2 separate regions of the Homo sapiens genome follow, and region 2 is linked to region 1. Evidence: read pairs that join two places in POLR2A ChIA-PET (ENCODE). Cell type or tissue: CD4-positive, alpha-beta T cell. All regions are shown on one strand. Links, peaks and the distances in the headings refer to the core of each region. The heading gives the core; the rest is flanking DNA.

What was found. Peaks named below come from ENCODE experiments on the same cell type or tissue, not always from the same donor. Only the 100,000 strongest peaks of a DNase experiment are listed, where the experiment ranks them.
Region 2: POLR2A ChIA-PET joins it to region 1 with 25 read pairs; 12 of 35 experiments call an interaction of 5 or more read pairs at or near these places.

What each region holds. Positions count from the first base shown.
Region 1 is chr15:38,549,327-38,558,490 of GRCh38, reverse strand. All of the region lies in intron 2 of RASGRP1 (RAS guanyl releasing protein 1), which reads left to right. Among named protein-coding and RNA genes, the nearest start is that of RASGRP1, 11 kb to the left of the region's middle. RefSeq lists enhancers at 362-421, 3,867-3,946. In CD4-positive, alpha-beta T cell, for the core only: no CTCF peak of the experiment used is centred there; a DNase peak (open chromatin) is centred at 3,930; H3K4me3 peaks cover 1,954 bases; H3K27ac peaks cover 5,053 bases.
Region 2 is chr15:38,646,633-38,655,796 of GRCh38, reverse strand. No RefSeq gene overlaps it. Among named protein-coding and RNA genes, the nearest start is that of LINC02694, 45 kb to the left of the region's middle. In CD4-positive, alpha-beta T cell, for the core only: a CTCF peak has its summit at 2,437; DNase peaks (open chromatin) are centred at 2,656, 3,946, 4,356 and 5,256; H3K4me3 peaks cover 2,890 bases; H3K27ac peaks cover 4,654 bases.

The DNA.
Region 1 (9,164 bases), core at 614-8,613:
GTGCTGTTTGTTGTAGACTTTTTAACTTGGAAAAGAGGAAGAATTTTTAGTATTACTAGTTTAGCATTAAATTTTCATTAGATTTCTCTTTATTTTATACTTCAATCTTATTTCACACTTTAATCATTCAGTTAAGATGAATCTGGGAGCAGAATGAATGGCTTTCTATTTCAAAATAATCTCCTTAGAAAATATACTGCGAGGAGATAAACTAGAGGATGGTGGAGACCGGGGAGGCGCGGCTGACGTGGGGCCATTGTTCATCATGTACTCCACTCTCACTTCCTTCCCAACCTGAATAAACTGCAAAGTTCCTTACACCATTTCAGCAGTCAGATTTACTCGGCTTTAGCAGGCCACCATGACTATTTCCTGAATAAGGATTTTTCTTCTTTCTGTTTCACTATTGAAAAAAGAGGGACGAGAAACATGTTTATCACACCACCTTCCTTCCTTCCATACCTGTTGTGCAACTGCCGGCCGAGTTCAAGACTGTTTTTCTAATCTTCAAAGAATCATGTTATCAACCTGAAAAATACATGACTGATTCTGAAGTCCTTCCCGCCAAATAACCAAGCCTAATTCAATCCCCTTAACAGACCTTCCAAAGGCAACGACAATATATTGTGTTCTGGAATATGTTGAACTGAAAACAATGGCTTAAAATCCCAAAGCTGTAAAAGTCCCGTTGAGTCTAATAGTCTTTTATCCATTATCAAGCAGCATTGGTTAAGCCCTTAATTGTATCTGACACTGTGCTAGGCAGTGCTCAAGAAGAATTACAGCGACCAAACTCTCCCTTCCATTAGAGCTTACAACACCTGAGAAACATACTGTTCAGGAAATATATATATATATATACACACACACACACACACACACACACACATATATATACAAAGGACAGGGTGATAAATACCGAAGGCATGCAGGAAGAGTAAGTTTTTATACCATGTAGAGTTTGAGTAAGTGCACCTCATGGGTGAGGACATAGGTCAAGGAGAACAGCCACCATTTGTTCAAGTCCCTCACGGGCCAAGGGAATGCTGCGGGAAGTCAGTAAGGTAAGATCTCAGGGTTTTGTGTATTATGTACTGCAGAGTTTCTCATCACAGTACATGAAAGAGGCAAAAAAGAAAAGACGCTCTGTGTCTGGAAGGAACAGAAGCCAGCACCTTTTGTCTGTCTCTCTTCTTGCTCTTTGGTTATCAGTTGACCCATCTATGGGGCTGGGACATGGAAATTGGGCTACAGAGGAAATGGAGCCAGGAATCAGCAGCAGACTTTATGAGGGAGAAAAGCCCATAGCAAAATATATGCCTGTGCTTCCGTAGGTCTCTTTAAGAGGTCATCTGACAGTAGAACAGAGTGAGGCTAATGCTTCTCCTGAAGTTTACCTTACTGGTTAGTTTCTCAGGTTTGTAGAGAAAAGTGGTGCTTTAGATTAAAGCAGTCTAGCTAGCTTTTTGTTAATGAGTTTAGATGTCTTCTCATTTTAAACCCACGAAAAACTGTACAGAAGTGTGGAGGGGAAATTATTATCATTATTATTATTGGGACTCTTTTGCCTCAGACCGTAATTTCAGCTACTCCACCCAGCAACTTGAATAAAAGAGGGAAAGAAACTGTTTTAAAGAGAAAGACTGAATAATTGTTAATTTAGTTTCTACTGCCTCTCAACCTCACCTTCTTGCTTTCAGGAGGTTTGAATTGGCTACAGCTGTGCTGTCCAATGCACTGGCCACATGTGGCTATTTTCGTATACATTTCAATTAAAGTTAAATGTAAGATTTCATTTCTAAGCCTCACCAACCATAGGCGAAGTGTGCAATAGCCACAAATGGCACCTACTGTTGGACAGAGGAGAGAGCACTTCCATTGTTGCAAAAAAGTCAGTTGGACAATGCTGGAGAGGGTAGATGTTTGTCGCAAAGGAAAAAAGAATAGATTTTCTACAAACTGTGGGATTTGCATTTTGCTAGCATTTCTAGATAAGAGTCTGAGTATTGCTTAAAGCATCGTGGGCATTCAGAAGTCTCACTGATGGCTATCTCTTTAGCATTATTAACCATTAATTACCACCCACACTGTTCTCAGAAGAAGGACTTATATTGCTTTTAAGGGCAGTGGCTAGTACATATAAATTAAGAGCACTTTCAAAGGCCTCTAGCAAGCCTCTCAGTGTCACATACAAGGTTACAGATCTGTGACTAGAAACTTACGGCCTTGAGTCATAGTTCATTGCTTTAACCATGAAACAACCCACTCCCGCCTTCTGTTCTAACCAGAGATCATGCTTTACATTCTCAGCATATTATTGCTAGTTAATCCTCTCTTCAGCTGAGCATAATAAGGCAAATCATCACAACCTGGTTACACTTATGTCAAATATATGTGAATCACACCATCTGTTTCAGAGGTAGAAAAGACCTATGAGATCATCTGGGCTTTTATTTTTTTTCCCTTTACAAGAGGGCTGCCAGCATTTGGGGCCAAATGGAAGGCTTCAAATGTCTGAATTCACAAAGCTCTTTCCTTATCTCCCTCTCAATGCAAGACAACTTCTGACAGCATCGGAAAGAAAACTGCACACCTGCCTCAGAACGGGCCCCCCCAACACACATACACAACTCCACCCCAGCAAGCAGACCTCCTACTCCCAGTGAGACGTGGGAAGAAACTCCATGTTTCATCTTACCTATTAGTGTGAAGGGAAATGCTTCCTAATATCTTCTATTTATGGACTGACTTATTTTTTCTTAGAGTTCCATTTTTATTGATTTTCTTTTATACTGAGAACAGCTCTGAAATAGGCAGGTCAGATATTACTCTCTCCATTGAACAAACAGGAAAATAAACCTTTGAGAACTGAAAGAATTTGCCTTGTGCCCCCAGTCTCAAGAGAGGATATGCTGCTCCTGTTCTCCTTCCCCTACCCCTAGCAGCCACTTGCAACCTGGGTTGGGGCAAGCCTGGATCTCTCTCCTAAGACAGGCCTTCCTACACTCAGGGGAGACCTGCATGCCACATAGGACAGGGCTGCACCTGGTGCCCACTCTTCTGCAATCCTGGTGTCTCCCCAGTTAGAAATGAAACTCCATTCAATGTAAGAAATATTGATTGCACCCAATCTATATACCAGGTGTCTGCCTGATATTCTCTATTGAGCAAAGTGTGAATCAGTGAATTCTTGTGTGAATTGTACTAATGCTATCCAAAGACCTTCCAAACTAGAAATACCCCAAAACTAATAAGTATGTTTTCTCCACCATGGAGCAGTTGGATATTAAAAGCATTTTATAGGCCTCAGCTTATTGAAAGTAAAACATTCCGTCTCTTTTCAAAATGGGAGCCGCAAAAGGCAAACACACACTCAGGGCCATAGCCCTCTCCGTAACAAAGGAAAGATTAGGTATTTCTTACCACTCTGCAACTTGGTCTGTGCACCAAAGCAAGGTGCCCAGAGGGCAACAGGAGCATAAGACCAGAAGCCAAGGGCCATGACATCATTGGGGATGCAGACCTAATAACAGGCAACACCAAGGAACAAAGTCAGTTGTAGTGTCAGGAAGGGGCCGAAGCCTTAGCCACTGTTGATGGCAGGCCCTGTGTGAAGAACACAGCTTTCCCAGAAGCCTCCTCAGTGGAACCTCCCAGTCGCTAGTAGTCGTGGCTACAAGATTTCACGTGTAAAGGATGGTCCTCGGGGGCACTTGCATCCTGAGGCTTCTAGTCATCAGAGCAGCTCCCAGGCCGCTCTTAGCCCTCTAGAATGAATTAGCATTATTATAAGACTGGACACTATTTATTCCAAGGAGGCCTTTGCTGCATCTTTGATGAGCAGGCATCACCAGTTCTCCACGCTGGTCTGCCTTCTCATGAGCATGGGTTTCAGTGACTGCCAGGCCTGAGAAAGGAGGAGATGGGAAATCCCCTTCATTCATATCTGTGCTCTCCTGCTTGGCAGTGTTTGTTGCAGGCCCCGCTGTAGAGAACAGAGGCAATGCTTATGCGTAAGTTAGACAGTGTCTCAGGAATTCTGAGCAGTTCAATTCAGTAAAGCCATCCAGAGAGATGAGTTTTACTTCTGAGAGAGCTGGAGACAGACAGTAGTTTAACACTTATTGTGGACTCTGTAGGATCCTGAGCCTTTACCTAACTTGACCCAATTAATCCTCCCAACAACCCTATGAGGTGGTTGTTATTTTGCTCCTTTAACTAATAGAGAATTGTAGCTCAGGGAAGTTAAATGACCTGTGGAAAGTGGTTCAGCTCATTAGTGAGAGAGCTGCTGAGATGTGAACTCTGGTCAGTCTTCCCCCGAGGTTCGCGTTCTTTCTGCTACTCCAGAGATTCTCCAACTTTGGCGTGAGGAATAATCAGGGAGTGTGTTGAACATTCAAATTCCTCACAGTCAACCCCAGAGATTGCCATTCAGCCAGCAGTCACTGGTTTGGATGGAGGTGACCCATGAATGGATGTTGAGAAATACTGTCGTATAGCACACTTGCTTCCTGAACATCCCAGATCATTTTTCTCAGACATCCTAGGAAAACCTGAAGGGCACAAATCTCCAGGGAAGCAATAGAGCATATAGGTTTTTCAGCTATGTGAACTAGAAAAGCACATGGTGAAGCCAGCCTCTTGGAGATCTCTAAAACAATCCAGCCAGATCTAATGAGATCCCTGCCTAAGAGCAGGTCTGAAACCCTGGGAGCACTTTTATCAGATTTTTCTGCATTCCTATCTCTTCTCAACTGCAGTAAGCCCCCTATAAAATGTACAGCACGCCTGTCTGTTGGCTGTGTAAATAGAATGTGGATGTCTGTTACAACTACAGTTTGATTCTTGCATTCAAAGGCCATATTCCTAGTGTACATTTCCACCTTTATTCAACACTCCAGTTTCCTATGGTGCTGGGAGGGTCTACTCCGTAACTTATGCCCGTCCCCATGGGTCAGAGGACTACAGTAGTGGCTTAGCTGGGGAGGAACTGGGGAGTGCTTCTCCTGAGTACTTACCCAAAAGTACTACTTTGGCAACAGATTATGTAAGGCAATATGTTGAACTGAAGTTTATGAAATCTGTGATGAAAACACATTGGGAAACTGTGTGAAAGCAAAAACAGTCTTTTCAGTAATTGACAGAAACAGCTGTGTTGGACCCTGAGACCCCTGGAGAAGGTCATCTACAGTTCGGGCCCCAGCCGCAGCCCACCTGCTGATGTTAGAACTTGTCCACTCCTGCCCGGAACAATTATAGCTGCTGTGTCTTGTTCTGGAGTTACAGTGAGCTTTGGCTACAACCTAGTTGGGCTTGCCCTAGAGTGGCTGGAAGGAAAAGAACGGGGAAAGAGTGAGAATGTAAGCAGAGCCAGCTTCCTGGGCATGCCACCTCTGAAGGCCCACAGGTTCCCATGCTTGGTTTAATGCTGTCACAGTCTTGAAATTTTTAATAATTTTTGAATAAGGGACCATCATTTTTAATTGCACTGAGTCCCACCAACTATGTAGTCAGAGGTCTGTGTAAGAGCCACAAGACCAGAGGGCAAAAATAATTTGCCATATATTGAAGACACATAGAACGATGTGGATTTATGTCTTAATTTCTTTCTTCATAGATGCAACTGTGAAACAAAAATTATTTCATTATCTCCTAGCAGTGGTGTGCTGGGCTGGCTCATACCAGCTCACAAGAGCAGATTGTTAAATTTTCAGGAATTTTGCAAGCTAGTTATTAAACACAGCCATGATTGAAAATTAAGTTATATATGCTTACAATTAAATTATATTAAAAACAAAGATAAGAAATACTCAAAACTCACCACTTCCTAATTCATGACTACATTTTACTATTATCTTTGCTTTTGAGGTTATGTCTGTTATGTCTACCTGGTACAAACGCTATATAATGGTATGCTAGCATGCATCTTTTCCCAGCTCCGTGTTCAGTGAAGTCATGTTAGTAGCTTGTTAGTAGTCTGTTGGGAGTATTTACACCGTGGAAATCAACAAACATCACTAATCAGGGCTTCCTTTTCAATCCCTCCCCTGGAGAGCCCATTGTTAAACATTTACCAGCACACCACTGTTTCCCAGATACAGAGGGTGCTTACATAACAAAATGTTGAGGTGGGAAGGGACCCTAAAAGCTGAGACTTCTATTTTTTATCTCTTAATTAAGAGAAAGTAATAATTCTGCTATTATTTTGCTTTCATCTATGTATCTTATAAAACAACCTCTCTGTGTGTTCTTCAAAGGAAAGGAACAATGGACCTTAGAGATAAGGAAATCATGTATCAGTGTGGTTGAGAAGTTTTCTTAAAGAAGTGACAATGGAACATGAAAACAGCATGAGAGATTCTCATTCTGAAGTCAAAGTTATTTCGTGTTTGTATTGTTTTAATTCACCTCTAAAATATCTCTTAAGATTAACCAGCCTCGTTTCTGACCAACCCTCAATTTTGTGAACTTTTGTTCTTCATGTATTATATGCTATCTCTATTTTGATTTCTGATTCCATCTGCTTAATCATTTGCCTTCATTACCCACTGCATGGTAACAGGCACTACTGGTGTCTATAACCAAGCTTTTGTTGAGTATGTTTTCATAAGTTTGTTTGCCTACTGTATTTCCAGTTTTATGAACGGTCTGTTCATATCCTTTGCCTATTTATCACTTGCTGCTCAATGCTTTTATTATTAGAGGCGTGCAAAAGCTTTTTATATAAAAAGCTGTTAACTCTTTGAATATCATTTACTATAGGCATTTTTTTTCCTGTTCTCATTTTCATTTTTATGTTGGTTTTGATATTGTCATGTATAGAAACTTCGGATTTTTGTGTTTAAATTTGCCCATTTCTATTTAGCTTTTTAAAATTCTAAACCTTAAAAAAATCCCTATTCCAAAGATTTAATTAATAGTCCATTGTCATTTTAATCAGTTTTACTTAACCCAGTGTATAATTCCATATCATACATTGTCGTGGATGATCAATACAAGCTTGTCAATAAGTTATTGCTGGCAAAAAAGAAGCCTTCAGTTTTGTTTCTGAGATTGTCATTTCCTTAAAACCACAGCGCTTGGACTGGTCGCTTTGTAACTCAGAGCCTCCGTTTCTCGCTGTGATACCATTAAAATGATTTCTGAGACTTAAAGTGTCTGGAAGAAGGTGTAATGGGGTATCTCCATCACGATATTAAACTTGAAGAAAGTCCTTCAGGAATTTGCATATTTTAAGAATGTGCTTTTGGATATATTTGAAGAGTCAATATTCTTAGGATGGAGTCTTAGAAACCCAACAAATTTTTAACTCAGTCTTTAAAAATTATTAATTTAGACTGTTTCTTGTTCTTACATAGACTTTGTGGTAAGATATACATAAGATCAACCACTAGCATAGACTTTTAAAATATTATTTTAGTAATAGCTAACTTTTGAGCATTTACTATGAATAACACAGTGTTTATGTTAATATTTTACATATGTAGTCTCATTTAGTTCCCACTATTTTATAAGTTCTTGTATTTGCAAAGATCTAACTGTCCCTCAGCATTTATACTTACTTTATAAATGTTAATAACTTTTAAAATTATTCATGTTCACCATAGAGAACGTAGAAAATACAGACTGGCAAAAAGAAAAAAATTACCGTCACTCATTTTACCATCAAGAGCAAGATAAGCACTATCAACTTTCATGGGTGTGCCTTTCTTGATTCTCTTCTATGGATATTTACATGTATTATAATCACAGTAACTTTTTGGTGATAAACTCACTATAACTTTTTGCTTCCCATAATTTATATCTTAAACAATTTTGATCTTGAAATCAATATTATTATTTATAAAGAGGTATGCTAGCACACAAGGTTGCTCTTCTATTTTAAAATTGATTTTTTAAAAATAATTCTGCTTAGTCCCTTCAAATATAGGACATAAAAGTGAAGGTTGCTTGGCAACTGAAATGATGGTAATGAGGAATTAAAGACATTACAAGAAAAGAAGAGTACTCAGTTCTTTTCAATGCTACATGCTAATTGCAGTAACTATGGCTGATTACAGTTGTAATAAATGAAGGAAACACAAAACTTCCATTAAAAATTCTTGATGTGAACTTTTTTTTATTTTGTATTACAGTGAAAGTGAGATGGGGTTTGCTGAAGAGAAACTTTACTTTCAGAAACAAGAAAAGATCTTTTGTCTGTATTAACTTTTTTTTCTTTTCTTTTCTTTTTTTTTTTTTTTTTGGCGACAGAGTCTCACCCAGGCTGGAGTATGGTGGCATGATCTGGGCTCACTGCAACCTCCACCTCCTGGGTTCAAGTGATTCTCGTGCCTCAGCCACCCGAGTAGCTGGGTGTGCACCACCAGAGCCAGCTAATTTTTCTATTTTTAGTAGAGATGGGGTTTCACCATGTTGCCCAGGCTGGCCTTGAACTCCTGAGCTCAAGAGATCCACCTGCCTCGTCCTCTCAAAGTGCTGGGATTACAGGCATGAGCCACTGTGCCCAGCCTATTAACCTTCTAAGGGAATATTAAGTTAGCAACTGGGTGAGATACGTAGCAGAAGCACAAAGATTTGGTACATCTGTGATTCTTCAGCAGCACAGAAGAGATGGTGGGCAGTGGTGTGAAGGAAGCCATGTTAACTACTTGTTTTTTTTTCCCCAAAGAGTAGTCAAGGGCCCTGGAGAGATTGCTGAGGTTCTCACTAGAGCCTTCAAGCAGAAGATGCTTCCTAGGATGGAGATGTACTTAGAAGGACACCAGTGATTCATTGAAATGGACAAAGGGAGTAGAGACTAGAGGGGGAAGAGGGAAGCAGAGGGGAAGAGGGAAGCAGGGATTGCCGGTTTTGTAACAAAGAATGCAGTCACCAGAAAAGTAAGGCAGTTTGGGATGAAGCCATCCAAGAACTTATCAAAGGTATATCTTTGCCAGAAAGTGAGGATTTCTAGTTGGAGGAGCAAATGGAGCTATGTCTGTCTCCTCTTCACTGATCTATCTGAATCATGGTATAGGACTTGGTTTTGTAATCTTGTGAACAGCCTCATTTTAAGGGGGAACCCACAATATTCAGGAAGCCAAGAAATGTCCCTGTTAATCATCTATGAGTCTATCTTGCTGGAATGTAGTTATAGACTATGGAACATCCTTAAATCT
Region 2 (9,164 bases), core at 489-8,488, 97 kb before region 1:
CCATCTCTCTGCCTGCCTTTTGGGCACATTGCAGGATTGCACATCCTGGTCACTCTAGGATTGGATGTGGCCATGAGACTAGTTGTAGCCAATGAGGAGAAGTGACTGGTATCACCTCTGGGGCTAGTATTGAATTGTAGGACCATCTGAGGGCACTCTTCTCCTCTGCCCTTGGCGATCAACAAAGATCAGCTAGTGACTGCTCTGATAGATTGGGTCATGGAGTGAGGACAAAGAGCAGAGAGTCTACCCATCTCCCCAAGTCCCTCTTTCTCCAGCACAGGGTGGACATATACCTTGAGAGAAAAATAAACTTTTTTGAAGGTAAAATTACAAACATTTGGAGGTTGTTTGTAACTGAGGCAAAACTTAGTCTATCCAACTGATGAAGATGACTACTATGGGCTCTAACCCTTTCCTACATTCTTATAATCTGAAAGATACAGCCCCTCCACCTTGGACAGCACAGCCCCACACACGTGGTTGTTCAAGTGCACACAACTAAATCTTTCAAGAGAAAATAGACTCTCAAGTTCAGTTAAAATACAAATATTCTCAGAACTCAGTTACCCAAATCCAAATTTGAAGTGTTCCATCATTTGAGATTCTGTAATTTGAGGGCCTTGTACTAGACCTGTGCTGTTCAACATGGTAGCCACCAGCCACCTGTGCTATGAAGTACTTGAAATGTAGCTAGTACAACCGAGGAACCAAATGTTTAATTCTACCTAATTTTAATTAGTTTAAGGTTAAAGTCAATGTAAAAGATTTTATTAATAATTCTTGATTACATGTTGAAATGGTAATATTTTGGCTATATTGAGCTAAATGAAATATATTCATAAAATTAATTGTACCTGTTTCTTCTTACTCCTTTTAATGTGGCTACTAGAAAATGTAAACTTGCATATGTGTGCCTGCCATTCTATTAATATTTCTAAATTTTAATTTTTTAATGTTTTAATTTTTTTTGAGATGGAGTTTTGCTCTTGTTGCCCAGGCTGCAGTGCAATGGCATAATCTCGGCTCACTGCAACCTCCACCTCTCGGGTTCAAGCGATTCTCCTGCCTCAGCCTCCTGCGTAGCTGGGACTACATGCATGCGCCACCATGCCCGGCTAATTTTTGTATTTTTAGTAGAGACAGGGCTTCACCATGTTGGCCAGGCTGGTCTTGAACTCCTGACCTTAGGTGATCCACCCGCTTCAGCCTCCCAAAGTGCTGAGATTACAGGCATGAGCCACCACACCTGGCCTTAATATTTCTATTGAATGATACCGGTCTAGAACCTAGTCCTCAGGGTTGTAAATCTTCATTCAAGTCCTGCTTTTCTATTTTCCAGTCCTATGTAAAACTATGTTGTCAACTCCCTTTAGTTTCTAGAGGAGTGAGTTTTCTCTTTTTTCTTTTTTTCTTCTGGAGATGGAGTCTCCCTCTATCACCCAGGCTGGAGTGCAGTGGCGTGATCTCAGCTCATTGCAACCTCCACCTCCCGAGTTCAAGTGATTCTCCTGCCTCAGCCTCTCAAGTAGCTGGGATTACAGGCGCACACTGCCATGCCCAGCTAATTTTTGTATTTTTAATAGAGACAGGCTTTCACCATGTTGGCCAGGCTGGTCTTGAACTCCTGACCTCAAGTTATCCACCTGCCTCGGCCTCCCAAAGTGCTGGGATTACAGGTGTGAACCACTGCGCCCAGGCTGAGTTTTCCCTTTCTAGCCCTAGAAATCCCTAATTCATTAAAGGTTGAAAGAAGTGTTTCCCCTGTTTCCCTAAGTCCTGACGAGCTCTCCCCTAGGGAATCCTACTGTGCCACTGTTCTCTCTGAAGCCAGCTTTCTCGGTCCTGCTGACAGGCCTTCTCCAACTTCCTTCTTGAATTGTTGTATCCTAGTTTCTTGCTTCCCTGTGTCTCTGTCTTTTTAAACCACCAAAGTGTCCTGGTTGGACATCATTTGCATTTACATGCTGACCCATTACTCTGAGACATCTCCATTATGTTTTCATTTAACAAGGAAATTACTAAAGATCTCTGTATTTATTGTAGGGGCCATAAGAAGGATGATGCATTGGGAAGAGCGCCTATCAGCTCACCACTGGGTTTTAGGAAAAGGATGCACTTGGCTTAATCTATTGCTTTTCTTGGGTGATCTCTGGGAAGATGTTTCTCCTGGCCACAGTCTCCCCTGTTAGAATGGCTGGTCGTAAAATATTTCTACCGGACAATCATGGGATTCAGTGACATCGCCGTAGGGTCTGTTCATTGATTTCCCCTGGAGCTCTTCACAATCAGAGTTTAAAAGATCTTCGATGATTCAAAGCCTGAACACTAGAAGAAGCTCTCAGGATCTTCCAGGCCCGGGGAGGAGCTAGCGTGATGAAGGCCTAGACTCCTTTCATTACCCTTCTTTGCATCAGATATTTATCTGGCCTTTGGTGCTGCCCCTCTGAATGTTAAGTAGCTGACCCAGTGTCATATTCTTAAAAGGCAAGTAAAACATCCCCCAACCGTGGCCTAGAGCCTACCAAAGGCCACTGATGGTACAGCAAGATATTTTCAAATCCTGCAAAGATCAAACAATTCTTCTACGGTTGCTCCGACAGCCGCAGAAAAACTACCCCCCACCTCCCCAAGCTAACTTCCTGACCCCAAAACCCAGAGTCTAATCACTGAGCCAATAGCTTTAAGTTTGGGGTTTTGACAGCTACGGAAAGCCAGGCTGCAGAAAGGTGGCTTCCAGACAAGGGCAGAGGAGGCTGCACGAGAGGTTCTGCAGGCTTACTTACTTTTAATCTGCTAGGTTCTTCTAATCTGCTTGCTGCTGCTTTGCATATATTTATGGTTTGAGTGCCTTCTCATTCCAACTCTTGAAGTGAATTAGTCCCAGGGATTGAAGTCAGGGAGGCTTCTCTTGCATGAACTAATCAGCAGGGCAGGACCTGAGTGTACCTTGCATGGTCTCTTTCCCAAACTGGGGGCTTCCAGAATAGAGGCTGACACAGATCAGGCTCTGAATCTGGATAGAGATTCAAACCCAAATAGACAGCACCAAGCTTCAAGCCAAATACAATTGTGAATAAAATAAATAAGTGAAAGTAATGGATGAATATTTTTATGTTGATAGGTATCACCAAGCTTATGCTCTCAGCTCAATGGCCTGGCCACACACTGCTTAAACCTCCGGGCTTGGAGACCAGAGCTGTCCCAGAATGCAGTGAGCGTGTATGTTCTACACCGCTGGCCTCGACCATTGCATATAAACACAGGTTTCACTCAAGCTGTTCTGCAAAGGAATATAGGAATGCAGGTTATTTACCAGTGAAAGAGTGTTTTAAGTGTGTTTAGAGGTGTAGACTGCGGTGGTTTTGCATATGTGAGGTAACCAATCATAGGATATGATTTTAAGGTCCAGAGCATGCTAGGGTTCTACCCACACTACTTCCCATTCATGAAATAGCTGATGCCTGAAATGCCCTGTGACCTTTACAATCATTTGGCTTAAGGGTAAGAATATTTCTAGAAGGAACAGTTCATTAAAGCTTATTAATTACCTCTAGAATAGATGATCCTATAGTATCAAATTCCTGAGAACTGTTTTGGAGGAAGAAAGAACAAAGGTTTAAGGTGCCTGAGGAGATATTTTAGAAAGAGAAATGGGTACAGTGAGTTCCCCTCACTTTTCTGCATCAGACCAGCTCTGGGTGAAGATGAGAATTGGAGAGGCAGGAAGAGAGGGGAGCAAGGGAATTGGGCAGTATGGATGACCTCGAGTTCCGCCTTCTCTTTCCTGCCCAGTTGCCCTTCACTTCAGCCTGCATGTTGCTGGAGCATAGACGCCAGACTGGGTTTGGTTATCTTTGTCACCTGGAGGGGAAGGGGGTGTGGTTTTATTTTAACACGGCTTCCTTTGCTGCTTGGGTGTTGCTCTCACAAGTGTTAACTTGCCCTGTTTGTTGGAACCGAGTAGTTGCTCCCTAAGCCCTTGTATTTCAGCAGAAAGAAGAAAAAAGCATCTCTTTGAAGGGAAGGTGGGTGAAAAAGAAAGCCACATTAAAAAGCCAGCCCGTGTTAAATTTGGGCTTGCTCCTATTTGTAAGAGGTTTAAAAATACCCTGGGCCCTTTTCTGCTTTTGCACGCTTATTTAGCAGTTTGCCCCCATTTCCAAGCAGCCCCTTGTAAAGGCGCTTCCTCTGCTCGTACACCAGCTGAGAGCTTTTGTACCTGTTCTCTGAAAGATTCAGTGGCTCTAGAAACTCCTGTTAGAAGCTTGAAGACTCTGGCCCCAGCTAGGAAAGAAGATCTGACTTCAAACATGAGAAACACTAATGAAGAATTCTTCATCCTGCTCCACCCACCCCAGCACACGCCCCAATCAAACAAACCTAAACCCACACTTCAGGGGTGTGTCCCCGCCACCCCCAGCTACTTATTCAAAGATAAGTTGACTTAATTGTTGTTGTGAGAGAATGGTGAAGTGTGCTTATTCCATGTGGGGTGGGGGTTTAAAACAGTTGAGCAAGTCAGGGAGCCATGGAGCTCTTCCTAGGAAATAAAATCCTTTGTGTGTCCTATAGGAATGAGTTTTAAAATCTGGTGCTCAAAATGGAACAACAAATGGGAGCAGACACCAGTAAAGAATGGGTTAAATATAATATGATGTAACCATAAATAGATAACTGAACAGTTGCAAAAAAAAGAATGAGGAAGCTTTTTGGGCACTGACATGGAACAATTACCAAGAGATATTAAGTCACACAAAAGCGAGGTATGGCACAATGTGGATAGCCTGCTGCTGCTGTATAAAATATCTCCCCTATACACACAGATTATCTAAAATCCACAAGACAGGATAAATTTTACACTGGCTCCCAGTGCCCTAGAAGGTTTGAGCCCCAGGTCTCCTCAAGTGTAACCTTCCCAATATTGGCCTTATTGACTTTCTTCCTCTTCCTTTCCTCATTCTCCTATCAGATTAGTTGCCTTTGGGAGGGAAACTTCATGCCTGGGGAACCAGGTCAGAAAGACATTTCATGGCCTATCTTTTTGTACTCTTTGCATTTTAAAATGTAAATGTGTTGCCTATTTAGAAAATAATAATATGGTTTAAATTAGGTGGTCAAAAGCTTAATGGAGTAGCAAGCCTAATTCTGGGGGTGCAAATCTCCCACCTGCCAATGGCAAATCTGGTTAATCCAGCCAGCAACCATCCCCTAGGCAGCCTAACAGCCTAGTGGCAGCAGGTACAACCTGCAGATTATCTTCAGAGGAATGTGGCAGCCTGTGAAGCACTCTGCTTTCTGAACCTGCACCTTTCAAATAGACTCCAGGATCATGCCAGGCTGGGTCAATTTCACCAGGCTGTCAACATCCCATAGCACAAATCTTAACATATAAATGAATTGGACTTCACAGGTTCTCAACTGACAAACTTTCTGGGAAAGGATTTTGGTCAGAAAGTTCATGAGCTTCTGGGTAATTCAAAATAAAACAAAATATACTATTGATTTTTCTAACTGTAAATTTAAGACTTGTTCAATGCAGATTACTTAAAGAAAAAAAAAATACACAAGGGCCAAGAATTCTCCTCACTGAACATGTTATTGGGGTCATCGCTTCATGGCAATGTATAGAGGTTGATATGGTTTGGCTGTGTCCCCACCCAAATCTCATCTGGAATTGAAACTTCCATAATTTCCACATGTCGTGGGAGGTGATTGAATTACGGGGACGGGTGTTTCCCATGCTATTCTCGTGACAGCGAATGAGTCTCACAAGATCTGATGGTTTTAAAAAGGGGAGTTTCCCTGAACAAGCTCTCTTCTCTTGTCTGATGCCATGTGAGATGTGCCTTTCACCTTCCACCATGATTGTGAGGCTTCCCCAGCCATGTGGAACTGTAAGTCCATTATATACCTCTTTTATAAATTGCCCAGTCTCAAATCTGTCTTTATCAGCAGCATGAAAGCAGACTAATACAGAGGTCGTCTTCTTGTTGTTTATAGCTGCATAGTATTCCACTGAGTGGACCTTCCATTGCCTTATTCAACCAATTTCCAAGCTTTTGCTATTATAAACAATGCTGCAATGTATAGTCACATATAAAAGTATTTGTGTAGTTTTACAACATATTTTTGGATAGATTCCTAGAAGTTGGATTACTGGATCAAAGGGAAAATGCATATGTAATTTTACTAGATATATCAAATTCCCATTCATGAGGCTTATGCCATTTTACATTCCCACTAGCAATGTATGGAAGCATCTATTTCACCACAGCCTCACCAACAAAATATGCTGTCAATCTTTTAGATTTTTGTCAGCCTGACAGGAGAGAATATTGTATCTCAATGAAGTTTGAAAGTGTATTCACTGAAAGTATGGTTGAGAGTCTTTTCATATATGCAGGATCCATTTTCCTTTCTTTTTCTGTGAACTCTCTGCTCATATTTCCAACCCATTTTTCATAGATGTGTTGGCTTTTTTCTTCTATATTTTTTGAAGCTCTTTACATATTATGGTTATTAACTCTTTGTGCTATAAGTTGCAAATGTTTCTTCCCAGTTTCTATAGCCTTTCAAAATACATATATTGTTAACCTCAGATGAAGAAACTAAAGGATAAAAGATTTAAGGATGCTTCCCAAGGCCATGAAATAAAAGCTACACACATTTCATTGATAACAAATTGTAGGTGCACAGTAGTTAATGACAAGAGGTCCCTCTGCAGACTCTGTCTGGATAGCAGTACATTTAGACTCAGAGCTCCAGAGTCCAGATCTACTGGATAATCTCAGGAATGTCAACTCTATGTGTGAGGCCGCTATTTCCATTTTTCTGAAAAACCAAGCAGAGCACCCTGTTTCCATTTTTATGGAGCTCATTTGTTCAATACCTTCATTTGTTCTGGAAACCCTCCATGTATATAGTGGAAGTCAGGCAAGGTCTCTCTGAGCGGGTGATATTTGAACTAAGACCTAAGACAAGCCGGCCATTGTGAAGATCTATGGAAGAGATTTCTGAGCAAGGCAAATACCAAGAGCTGAGTCCCTCAGAGAGAAAAGACATAAAATGTTCCAGAGAGGAACAACTGGAATACAAGGTGGAGCCCCGTGAATAATGGGGCACGTGATGGTAGATTAAGTTGACAGCAGAGGCTAGATTACACAGACTGTTCTAGGTTGCGTTACATGTTTTGGTTTTAACTATCTTTTTCCTCTGGCTGAGTCCAATTGTTTGTTTATTTATTTTTCCCATGAGTTAATTATTTTTACTCTGTCTTCAGCTTCTACTACAGGAAAACTAGCTCTCACTCCCACCGTGTACTCCTGTTAAAATTTGGAGAAAGCACTGTTCTTGTTCTCCCAGGACCTGGCAGCTCTTCTTCCTAGAGGAGAAAAGCAGATAACATACACAAGCACTTCATTTAGCACAGTTACACAAGAGGCAATTCATTCTCTATACAGAAAGGAAATACGTGTTCACACAGGCCGACACACGCAACCTGGGCTTTGCCCAACACAGACCAGTGATCATCCCTTGTACATTTGCAAGTTGCCTCTTACGCAAAGTTCATCCAGGTACTTTACAAGTTCCTTGTCGGGAGGAACTTTATTTATGTTTTGCACCCTTCATAAATTCTTAGGACATTGTTACATACTCAATAAACATTAGTGGCTGCTTACTTACTAAGTAGGTTTGCTTGGAGTTTAGCTATTAAGAAGCCCTATTTCAGCTGTCATGCCCATTGCAGGCAGTAGCAACAATTACAGAAGCCAAGGAAACTATTCAAAATAAATATTTCCTATGCTTTAGCACCCATTATCCCTCCTCCTTGCAACTCCCCACTGCTGGTAACAAATGAGTCTTTCCCCATCTCAGGAAAACCTGTGGAACCTGGAGAGGGCAGTGAAGAGCTAAATGAGTAATTCTGAAAGAAATTACACAACCTACCTGGAGTATAAGAGATCTACCACAGAATTTTAAATGCTGACTCTTTTTTATTGGATGCTTGTTTAATTTGAGATATTAAATATTCTGCTTGAGAAATGTGTTTTGTAATCACTTTTTATCTTTGGCTATAAATGATATTCCTCTTGTTCTTGATAATGATATCTAATTTAGTAATTTAATTTTCATTCCACCAGACAGGCGTTCCCACACACAATTGAAGTATGCATTTAGAAAGAAACCTAAGACTGAGCAGGTTGGCTCATACCTGTAATTCCAGAACTTTGGGAGGCCAAAGCAAGAGCATCACTTAAAGCCCGGATTTCAAGACCAGCCTGGGAAACATAGTGAGACCCCCGTCTCTACAAAAATATTTTAAAATTACCTAGGCATAACAGTGGTGCACACCTGTAGTCCTAGCTACTCAGGAGGCTGAGGTGGGAGGATCACTTGAGCCTGGGAGTTAGTGATTACAGTGAGCTATGATTAATCAGTGCCACTGCACTCCAGCCTGGGGAACAGAGCAAGATCCTGTCTCTAAAAAGAAAAAGAAACATAATATAGATGCCTTCCTTGGATCCAATTAATATTTACTGAGTGCTCCCTAGATGCCTGACACTTTCACAAACACTATTTTATTTAATATTCTCCCAGACTAGTTTAGTTTTTTCAGCAAACATTTATTAAGCACCTATAGGTGCCAGCATCATACCAGATGCTGGGGATACGTATCAGTCGGGATGGACTTGCTAATGTTGTGGTAACAGACAGTCCCACATCATAGTGACTTAAAACCAAGAAGGATTATTTCACACTCACACTGAACATGCAGCATGGGTTGGCTGGCAATCTGTTCTTCATCTCCATCATGCCCACTCAGAGCCCTGGGTTGACAGAGCACTCACTGCTCTACATTGCTGGTCAGCCAAGGAAATAGCCAAGGGGGTGGGAAGGTCTCAGCTTCTCCGGCCCAGGGTTGGCACAAATCACACTCATACAGAACCAGCCAGATGGCCTCAGGGGGTCAGGAGGTACAATTCTACCACATGCCCAGAAGCAGAGTTCAAAATAGTCTGCAACCAGCATCAAGGACTTAAAGGATGGAAAGTTTAAATGACGTGGTTCTTGCCTTTGGTGGAGCAATCAGTCCAGTTGGGGAGACAGACACATAATTTGAAATTTTCACATCCTCAGTGCCAACAGAAGTCTGCAAAGAG